Regions from separate parts of the Homo sapiens genome. Here region 2 is linked to region 1. The links are chromatin loops, found by intact Hi-C in ENCODE. Cell type or tissue: psoas muscle. All regions are shown on one strand.

Region 1 (5,000 bases):
ACTAACTTGTCAACACAGCATGATTACCATGATTATGTGTAAAAACAATCTCCAATACTCCCTTTCCCTTCCACACTCTACTCCAAAAACATCTTCTAACCCGCTTTTGGAAATAATGGGATTCCTTGATCACGGGACAACGAATCACCCTGAAGTTTTTCTCCAGTTTACTCAGTCACATAAGCCACCAGAGGCTAACCACACTGACAACAAAAGCAAGTCCCAGGATTCCGGGGGCTAATACCATGCTAGGCATTACTTGGGAAGTTATGAGTTGGTATACATCTGTGAATTTGGTGGGAGGAGAAAACTAACAGTAAATTTATCAAAGCCAGTGGAACGTTCAGCGTTATAAAATTACAAGGATCTGCTTCTCGGCGACTAACCTGCTTTTTCACTTCTGCCATCACTTCCTCATTTACACATATTAGAAGCTGGTCAAAGATTTCATTAGATGTGGTTTTGACAATAACAGCAAAGTGCCTAAAGCCACAGATTTTTAAATGAGCCCCAAATTCAGATTTGGGGGAAAAAAGAACCAATCACAGCAGAAAGCGCTTTAAAAGAAAAAAAAAAAAAAAAGAAACATTATCTTGAGCAGTTATTCTGCACTTAGTTGTACTGTGTGAAAAGAAAATAAAAAAAGCTCTATAAAATGTCAGAATTAACCTATCGTTTCAGATTGCTTACAGGTGAAATTCTACCATCTGGATGGGCAGTTTGCCCACACAAAAAAAGAAATAAACTAAAAGGAAAAAAAAAAAGTAAAACCTTCTTTTGCCTGCTATTTTACCACAATAGATTTTACAGGAGAGAGGACAGAGCCACCATAATCTTTAGACATGGACACACACACATTTACACACATGCCTGTGTACACACACACAGGTTCATGTACAAACTGTGACAAAATAAAAGTTGGAAGAAGCAAGAGATTGAAATAAAATTCTGTTTCTTGGAACCCCAAGAGTTTAACAAGGAATGAAACCCAGTCATTCTTAATCACATACAAGGGAAAAAAGATTTATTTTAAAATTTTCGTGAAATAACTGATGATTCTTTCTGTTTTACTGAAATACTCTAAAAAATAAGGCCCCGCATATCAAAGTTTCTCTCTTCCCTTAACAAGGCGTATTATAATCTTTATTTATGCTGGGCTAGCAACTTTGGGAATTACAATTTAACTTTAAATAAACAGGAAACTGCATCTTAGGAACTCCCAGAAGTCATTTTATTCATCTGAGAGTGAAAATGCTTATAAACGTTATAATTTATAAAGAAGTACACTTCTATTTTCCCTTTTTCTTAATCATTATACAAACCTTTTATTAAAACATCTGCCTCAGCAAAAAGACCAGTTTTAATAATCATCATTTTTTAACCTAAAGATCAAATAGAAAATGAAGTCAGACTCTGTTTAAGTTTTTCTTTCTAACCTTGAGGGCCAGATAGAACTTTCAGTTTAACTTCAGGCTTGTCTGTCAAACATGGTACCAGGTTGGCATCAAGTGTACATTTGCCAACCTAAAGTTCCACATTTTGAAAGCAACACACAGAGGCTTTCATAAATTAACAGCTCTCTGTGTTAAATATTTGTCGATATCTCTGCTCTGGGGTTTCTGGGTTTCCATTTTGATTGCAGAGTGTCTCCTAAAATTACATTTGAAGAACAACACTAAACCAGAAGTGTTGAGTGAGAGAATTATGGGCACATTCTCAAACTCTTACACTAAACCACAAAGGGAATAGATTAAAAAGAAAAAGCACAAAAAAAAAAAAACCACTATCATCCAAAAAAAAAAAAAAAAAAAAAAACCCACCCTGAATAGAGAAATCGAATACTTGCTTTTCTTTCGACCTTATGGGTAGCACGCCGAGGGAGGCACCAGAAGATCTAAGCCCAAATACGTGATGAAGAGTCGCCAAAAAGCATGTGGATGAATAAACTGTTGTGGCGTGAATCTGCCAGCCAGAGGACAGAACACAACATGCTGGGGCTTGGCTGTCCTAACATGTTTTACTATGTACATTTAAATAGTCTTGAAAGGGAAAAGGAAAGAAGGGAAAAGGTGGAGGGTTTGGGGGGTTTTTTTTAATATTAAAAAAAAAGTTTGCCAGAAATTCTCATACTTGGGTCACAAATAAAAGTACTTTCCTATTATTAAAAAAAAGAGAATCTAGTTCTTAGGCTAACACTCATCACATGTTTCCTATGATGGAAATTTAGGGGGGTGGTTTAAAGAGTTAAAGACTCCCTACCATTAATTTGCATCTGGTGCTTTTAGTGTGTGTGTGTGTTTTTTTCTTCCCTGAAAAGTTGGCAGAGCCGCCGATTTTCCATAATGCAAGCATTTGGGAATTGTGAGCGGAATGAAACCGATCCAATCTCCTGACTGCGACATGAATTTTCATTAATTACAACCTTGTCAGCAAAAGCATTATCAAAGCTGAATATGAAAATGCTAATGAGTCCTCATTTGCATATTTTTCTTTGTTGGAATGTCATTAATTATTACATTTTATGATGATGAATGCAGCTGTCGAAGCTCTCCGATGCATAATTAGCCATCAGAATGCCAGGAGCCGATCAGCATTTTTGGGTGAAAAAAAACAAATTTCACTTCCACTCTCCCCCAACCCAACACCACCAAACACACACACACACACGCACATGCTCACACACACACGCACACACAGACTCGGAGCCCTGATGATGACAGTCCTGAGGCCGGACTTTGGGGGAAGTTGAAAAGGGCTAGGTTAAAGCAAATTTATTTTTGCCTTAAAATTATTTTGTTTTTAGGCGATAATGGTCTTATACAATAGAAGCAGTTCTTAATAAAAAAAAATCGTTATTCCAGCTTAATTAATGCCACGCTTAATTATAACACCATGATGTCAGCGGTTTTAATTAAGTATTGGCTCCGTTACAAAAAAAAATCCTCACTGCAGTAAGAGTCACAATACACAGAGTTGTGCAAATCATTTCTGCGATATTTTGGTCTTCCGTGGTTCACGAACTATTCAGATATTAACAGGCAGCATTAAAACTCCACGCACACACGCGTGCGCAGGAGAGGCACACGCGCGCGCGCACACACACACACACACACACACACACAATCAAGCAAAGGGGAAAAACCGTACTTTCCTACTACATTACTTGGACAGACTTTAGAGCTTACCTACTTGACCACTTTTTTGAGCTAAAGTGTAAGTGAAGATGACAAAACATAGCTCATCCTCTCTCAGCCTCTGGGAACGGTGTTTATAAGTAAAAAAAGAAAAACAACACAGAGCAGATGGGACCATTACACATGACCAAACCAATCAATCACAGATGAAGGGCCCAGGTGCAGCGCAGCCGTGCAACAACGCACCATTTCACAGTCTGTCAGACACACACACACGGTCGTCCATGAGTGACCCTCCTCAGCTCCCCCCGGACCTCATCTGGGGCGCTGCGCCCCTCTCGCCTGCCTACACTCCAACTGACGTCTTCATAATCGCCCTGTCTTTCTATCTGCTTTGGCTCCTGTAAAGAGAGGAGGATGGAAGGGGTGGTGACTGGGCGGAAGGGGGGATGGGAGGGGAGATGAGGACAGGGGCTCACATCATTGTCACTTATGAGGAGTCCGGTCTTCCTCCTTCTGCCATCCCCATGGCCCCTCCCTCTCCAACCACCATCAGAATCGCTTTTCTAACCATCATTACGCTCATTAATTTTTAAGGGTGACTGCTTGGCTGCGGCACCCCAACTGTCTGCCATTAGAAATAGAAATTTTGTGTGTGAGTTTCTTGCCTGTGAGGAAAAAAGATGTGTGTCACTCGACAAAGTCATGATTAGATGGAAATGTTAGAAATTAATTAATTGGAAGTGGGTAGGAAGACTTTTCTTAGCCCCCTCCAGATTAGTTAACATGAGACTCTAGTTACCCACAAGCTTCCAAGGAATCAGCTCTGTCTCAAGATTTTGTGTCTTAAAGAAATTCCACAGCCTTTGGCATCCTATATCACAAACTCATCCAGGAATCACTGAACCCAAATGAAATTGTACATTTGTAAGGGTCACAAGCTTACACTGGCAACATAACTGAAACACCAACTTAAACACAAAGTTAGGGACAGGCTCCCTGCTTTAAACTCAGAATTCCTAACTCACAGCCTAACTTTCTATGGCTTGCAGCTTTCCTTTCTTTAAAACAAAACAAACAAAAAGCACAAAAATATCAAACAACAACTAAGGGGGGAGCAGAGAAAGACAGTAACCAATAGAATCAAAAGGATAATACACAGCACTGAGGCCCACCTACCCCATTTGAAAAAAAACTTCATCACACCACATCAGAAAAAAGCAGATTGGTTTTATTGATCCAATGAATTATTTAATCATGTCTTCTTCCTTAAGTCTAGGTAATTTATAACAGTTTTTGAGATCTTTTGATACAGTACAAATATTATAAAGAATCAACTATATTTACTCAAAATATTGAAAATGGATACTTTCCCCAGCTTTAGGAGATGCCTGCTCATCCGAAGAGTGATTGAATGTTCTCGACAATTTATAATTTATTTTGCCTATTTAGAGATGAGAAGGAGTTTAGGAAAGCACTCAAACCCTCCAAAGAACAACTATATGACTGCAAAATAGCTTAAAGGATTTATGTCCCAAAATGCTCATGACATTTTAGGCATTACTGAAAATTTACACTAAGAACAAGAAAAAGTTTAATCAAAATAGACCACACAATCCAGCCACTTTAAGGATTAAGTCAAGTTGTCATTTATGTGAAGCTTCATGTAATGGTGGAAAAAATGAAATAGAGTACAGGCTAAGTTGGGTGAGAAAGTGTCCTACCTAAAATCTGCATGCCATTCCATTTACAGGCAAAGGCAATTTTACACAACACTAGGCAGATTGGATTCGTTGAAATGAAAGCTTTGTCTCTTAGCATGGGCCCTATCATCAATTCAAACATATTTTCAGAATGGTTTGATGA
Region 2 (5,000 bases), 150 kb after region 1:
TACACCCCATATAAAAGAGAAATTGTTCAAAATGAGCCAGAAAAAGAATAATAAGATGTTAATAAAATCAGGGGAAAATTAGATGTCAGAAGAAAATTAATCTTGCAGTTAGAAGTAACTAGATTGAAGAATCACAGTGGCCATAAGAGAACAGAAAAGCATTCAATGGTTTGGGGCACTAGTGGACAATAATGTCCAAGAGGGCACATAACAAAGAACAATTATTCAAACAAGCATTAAAACTGACATCGTTTAATATTTCTTTTCAAACTTACAAATTGGGTTATGTATGAAATTGGATATTCAACCTGGAAATATTATTACCACCTGCTGACCAAAGCTTTGAGTTTCAGGTTGTAGGGTTGCAAAATATTTCCAATATAAATCCTTTACTTTTTGAAAAGTGAAGAAAAAGGTTGAGGAATTCATAGGTTCTTAACTGAAATCTTTTACATGAGTCTAGAATATCCTCTTTGTCATAAATTTTTTTTTTTACTCTATACCAAGCACAGTCATTCATTAATAAATTCTTCCTAAGCCAATATCAACCATCATTTGAATTTTTGGCTTCACTATGGAAATTGGACACACATGCTAAGTTAAGATACTTGCAGGTCACAGAGAGAAAGACACTTTAATCTGAACAATATTTGGGGGAAGGGATGGTATACACATACACACACACGTGTATTTTTCTATTTGTGATGTACTTCTGGTCAGTTTCATTAAAAGGTATATCTGGCCACTTCACAATGTTTTTACAAATATTACATTAGTTTTTGCTAAGATCACGGTATCTCCGGAAAAGTTTTAAACGCATTTCTCAATATATAATATGGCAAAGATAACTATCACATTTCCATTCCAGCTTTTGACCAAACAATGTGACACTGGTCATGGTGATGCCAGTGATGATAATAAAAATTATAATGATGAATTTTTGCAATCTTAAAATGTTTTAAATACAGCAGTATTCCTTTTTAAAAAATGTGAAAACCCCTCTTGAATTGTACTGGTGAGTTTCGATTTTGTTTAGTTTTGAGGTGCAGCCTTTAAGATTCTACCACTTCCTCAATATGAAACAGCTACTTACCAGCAAACATTGCAAAAGAACCTAGATTTCCAGAATTTGGCTACATGAACAATTTTCTCCAAAGCAGCTTCATTTGGCTCAAGAAAGTTTCCACTGCTGAGTGATATTATAGGAAGAATTTTGGGAAGTAGGGACACAAAATCTTCAATTTCCATCCCGACACTACCATTAAAAACATATACTTTTGGATGGAACTGGATTATAATCGGTAACACCCCCGAGTGAAACGCAAACTCAGTCAAGAAAATAAACGGCAACCAAGACAGGGGTTTTTGCCTGGAAATCATCCCATGTGTCTAGACCAGAGTTGACTCCACTTTAGAGCCAAGAAACTTCTCTTTCTGGGAGCTCTCTTTAATCTACCCTTTCCAGTTTCTTTCATCTGTGCTTGGTTCACAGTGATCCTGATATGCACGCTCAGTCTCACTACCTACTTGTCAAAATTCTACCATTCCTTCAAGGATTAGAATTGAGTTTTCCATGAACCCTTCATTATTAATTTCCCCATGAAAGAAATAAGTTTTCATTTCTCTAAACTCCCACATTATTGTGTCTTCCCAATGCTAGATGTTAATCACATTTTTACTTTTCTATTTTCTCCTGTTAGAAGAAGCTTGTCCAACCTACAGCCTAACACAAACTCGTGAACTTTCTTAAAACATGAGGTTTTTTTGCAAAAGTTTTTCAGCTCATCAACTATCGTTAGTGTATTTTATGTGTGGCCCAAGATGATTCTTCTTCTTCCAGTGTAGCCCAGGGAAGCCAAAATATTGGACACCCCTGTGTTAGAATATATGCCCTCTGAGAGAAGGTTCTCTCTTCCATAAAGCCCTCTATGTCCTCTAATTGCTAACATGGAGATATGAGAATAGCAGGTACTAAATATATATATATATTATATATACATTTATATATTTATATATGTATATATACATTTATATATTTATATATACATTTATATATTTATATATGTATATATACATTTATATATTTATAAATGTATATATACATTTATATATTTATATAAATGTATATATACGTTTATATATTTATATATGTATATACATATTTATACATATATGTGTATATATACATATATATATATGATGATCCATCAATCAGAATTAGACTAGATAGATGAAAAGCTGACTAGCTAGATGCAAACAACATCCCATCTCCATTCCCAACATATTAAAACCCAAGGGGACAAACTGAAGCTATGCTACCAGTCTCCAGATATAAATATAAATAAAGATACTTTTCTAACCATAATCATTATCAATTTTTACTCATCTTAAGTGAATATAAAAGCAATTACTGACAAGGTATGCCAATTTGCATGTTTTTCATGGCTTGCTCCTCAGCATTTTACACACTGTATGAAAACTGGATTGTCCAGAGTTTCAATAACCTGCATAGATGCTAGGTCTTTTTGCACTTTACCAGTCCTGTAAACACCCCATACTTAAGTCTTCACATGGGAAATTTGAGATTAAAAACCTTCCATTTGGATGCCTTGCAATTCAGCTAAGTACCCCCCAAAAGAATGTTTAAATGAATGGAAGATTAAAGCAAAGCAGAACATTCTAAGGGGTATCCTGTAATGGGGCTTTGTCACCACCTTCTCTGTTTTTATTGAGCAAGTGGTCTTTTCCCAAGGAGCAGAAAGTTTATATGCCAACCATCAGTCCAGTTTAACTATTTGAAGTTTAAAATGTCAGAGAAAAAAGTTTGTAATGGAAATGCTGACAGGCCATGAAGTAAAAAGGCACCAGCAGGTGCTGCTGTAACCCAGGGTCATAATTCAATCAAGCTGGATTTTGACGTCATCCGTTACAGAAAAAAGCCAAATGGTTTATGAACAGCACCAGATCCCCCAAGATTAAATTACAGCCCTGATATTTAATCATGGGTCTTACTTTGTTATTTTTAATAACACAATACATTTTAACAGTTATTTGTCAACTGCCTTGGCCAAATTAGAACACGTGATGACAAGTGGGCTGGATTACAACGTCCATCTTTCACAATCTCAATTTTTAATAATTTTTTCAGAAATGGTAGATTATACACATTTTTCCCTTCTTAAGAAATATACAGTTGGTACCATCGAATTGAGTCCAAGCCTTAATTAAAAGCAGCATGAGGTCTTTGACCAGAGGGTCAGGACATGTGTATTTGTGTCCTATTACAGCCAATAACCAACTGCATGATTTGGGCAAAAGACTTTTAACCCTCCCGAACCTTGGCTCCTTACCTAAAAAATAGAGCATCTCTAAAGTCTCTTATAAATGTAAATTTCCATAAATTATTTACTTGAAAAACAATATTGTGTCATTACTTTGGGATTCCCTGAGGATTTGAATGCAAACTTTTTATAGCAGAAAAGTTGACGGATTTTGTATTTCAGCTAAAATTACTTGGATCAAAGAGACATTCTGGCACATGAGAATTTATAAACTAACATTTTTAGAGGCAATGTCAGCATCAGCAAGTGAAACAGGTTCTTTAAAAAGTAACGTACAAATACGGCTGCACAAATACTGCCGCACATGTGAAGGGGTGTTTGCAAAACAAATCAATAAAGGCACATCCAACAATGGATTGCAGTTAATAAACTACATATAGTAATTACCACCAATGCCAGTCCAGAAAGTCATTCATTAAATGTTAATTGTCACACAAAAGTACAAAAGCACCCATTTGAACAATCAATCGTGTGGCTGCACCTTTAAATAAAATACTTTCTTACAGCCCTGAAATTCACCCACATAAACTGATTTTAAACACACCTGGGTATTTGATATGCTGATTAACTGGGCCTTTATCTTTGAAATGAAAGTAAACATGACAACCTTTTCAACATTTTCACTATTCCTGCAAGTCTAATATAAATATATATATATATATTTACCTATATATAACTTATAACAAAGTGTTAATCTTCTCCAAAGATTAAATTATTATTTCTCTTATATCTCTCTCCTAAGTATTAAGAGAGATATGGGTCAAAAGTATCCACATAAAACCCATGTGCATACCTTATTCCTAGTCAATTGGCTCACGAATGTACAAAATGGGTAGCTCACATATAAGCTAATAAACCTGGTGGTCAGTTGTGAAAATTTTACCCAGAGTAATAAGAAACCAGTAACAAAAATAACCTTTTAAAAAATCTGTAATGTATTTTACATTTTCTAATACTTAGCACTATCTAATTAACTTGGAAGAACAAACACCTGGCCATAAAAAATAGCTCATAAAATACAAAAAAAAAAATAATAAAGAAAGGGCAGATTTTTCTGTTCCTACTTAGCTTCATTTTCATGCTATGTCTGTATAAAATCTGACTTATTCAACTTACATATAGATTCTAAAGGTTTGGCCAAGAACATTTTGGTTTAAGACTTGTAAACTGAAGAACATTTCAAAACACACCATGTTCCTTATTAGGCAACTTAAGATCTGTTATCTTGGCTTATGGGAACAGATCTAAATAGCATCATAATACTAAACGTTGAAAATCACAGGCCTGGGGCCACCAGGACTCAACTCTATGACTTGGACGAGGTTGCAAACTTCCAATATAAAATGTAGTTTACCATTAGGAGTAAATGTTTGATCTTTAAAGCTTACAAAATTACTTTGTTTATCATAGCAGATGAAAGCAAAAAGGAATAATTTTAAGCTCAAAACAAAACTGTTTATATGACAGTCTTTACTGCTCCATGATTCTAAGCATTTAAGACAGATTCGAGCAATTAACAGCATAAACTTTCATTACATAGTTCTATTATATATGTTTATGTGACTTGGCTGTTCATCTGTTATTTAAGTGATTTCCTCATTACAATAGTAGGGTAAGGATAATTTGCTGATGCTGTCAAAAATGTTAAGCATTTCAGTT

Evidence for each region. A loop is a pair of places that touch in the nucleus more often than their neighbours do. Peaks named below come from ENCODE experiments on the same cell type or tissue, not always from the same donor. Only the 100,000 strongest peaks of a DNase experiment are listed, where the experiment ranks them.
Region 2: it touches region 1 in a loop (7-fold over the local background); 67 of 110 quality-filtered maps call a loop at or near these places.

The regions. Positions count from the first base shown.
Region 1 is chr18:55,420,334-55,425,333 of GRCh38, forward strand. All of the region lies in intron 5 of TCF4 (transcription factor 4), which reads right to left. Among named protein-coding and RNA genes, the nearest start is that of TCF4-AS1, 30 kb to the right of the region's middle. RefSeq lists an enhancer at 2,061-3,515. In psoas muscle, no CTCF peak of the experiment used is centred here; DNase peaks (open chromatin) are centred at 1,918, 2,328, 2,688 and 3,088; H3K4me3 peaks cover 3,676 bases; H3K27ac peaks cover 4,499 bases.
Region 2 is chr18:55,575,094-55,580,093 of GRCh38, forward strand. All of the region lies in intron 3 of TCF4 (transcription factor 4), which reads right to left. Among named protein-coding and RNA genes, the nearest start is that of TCF4, 11 kb to the right of the region's middle. In psoas muscle, a CTCF peak has its summit at 2,886; no DNase peak of the experiment used is centred here; H3K4me3 peaks cover 4,053 bases; H3K27ac peaks cover 4,665 bases.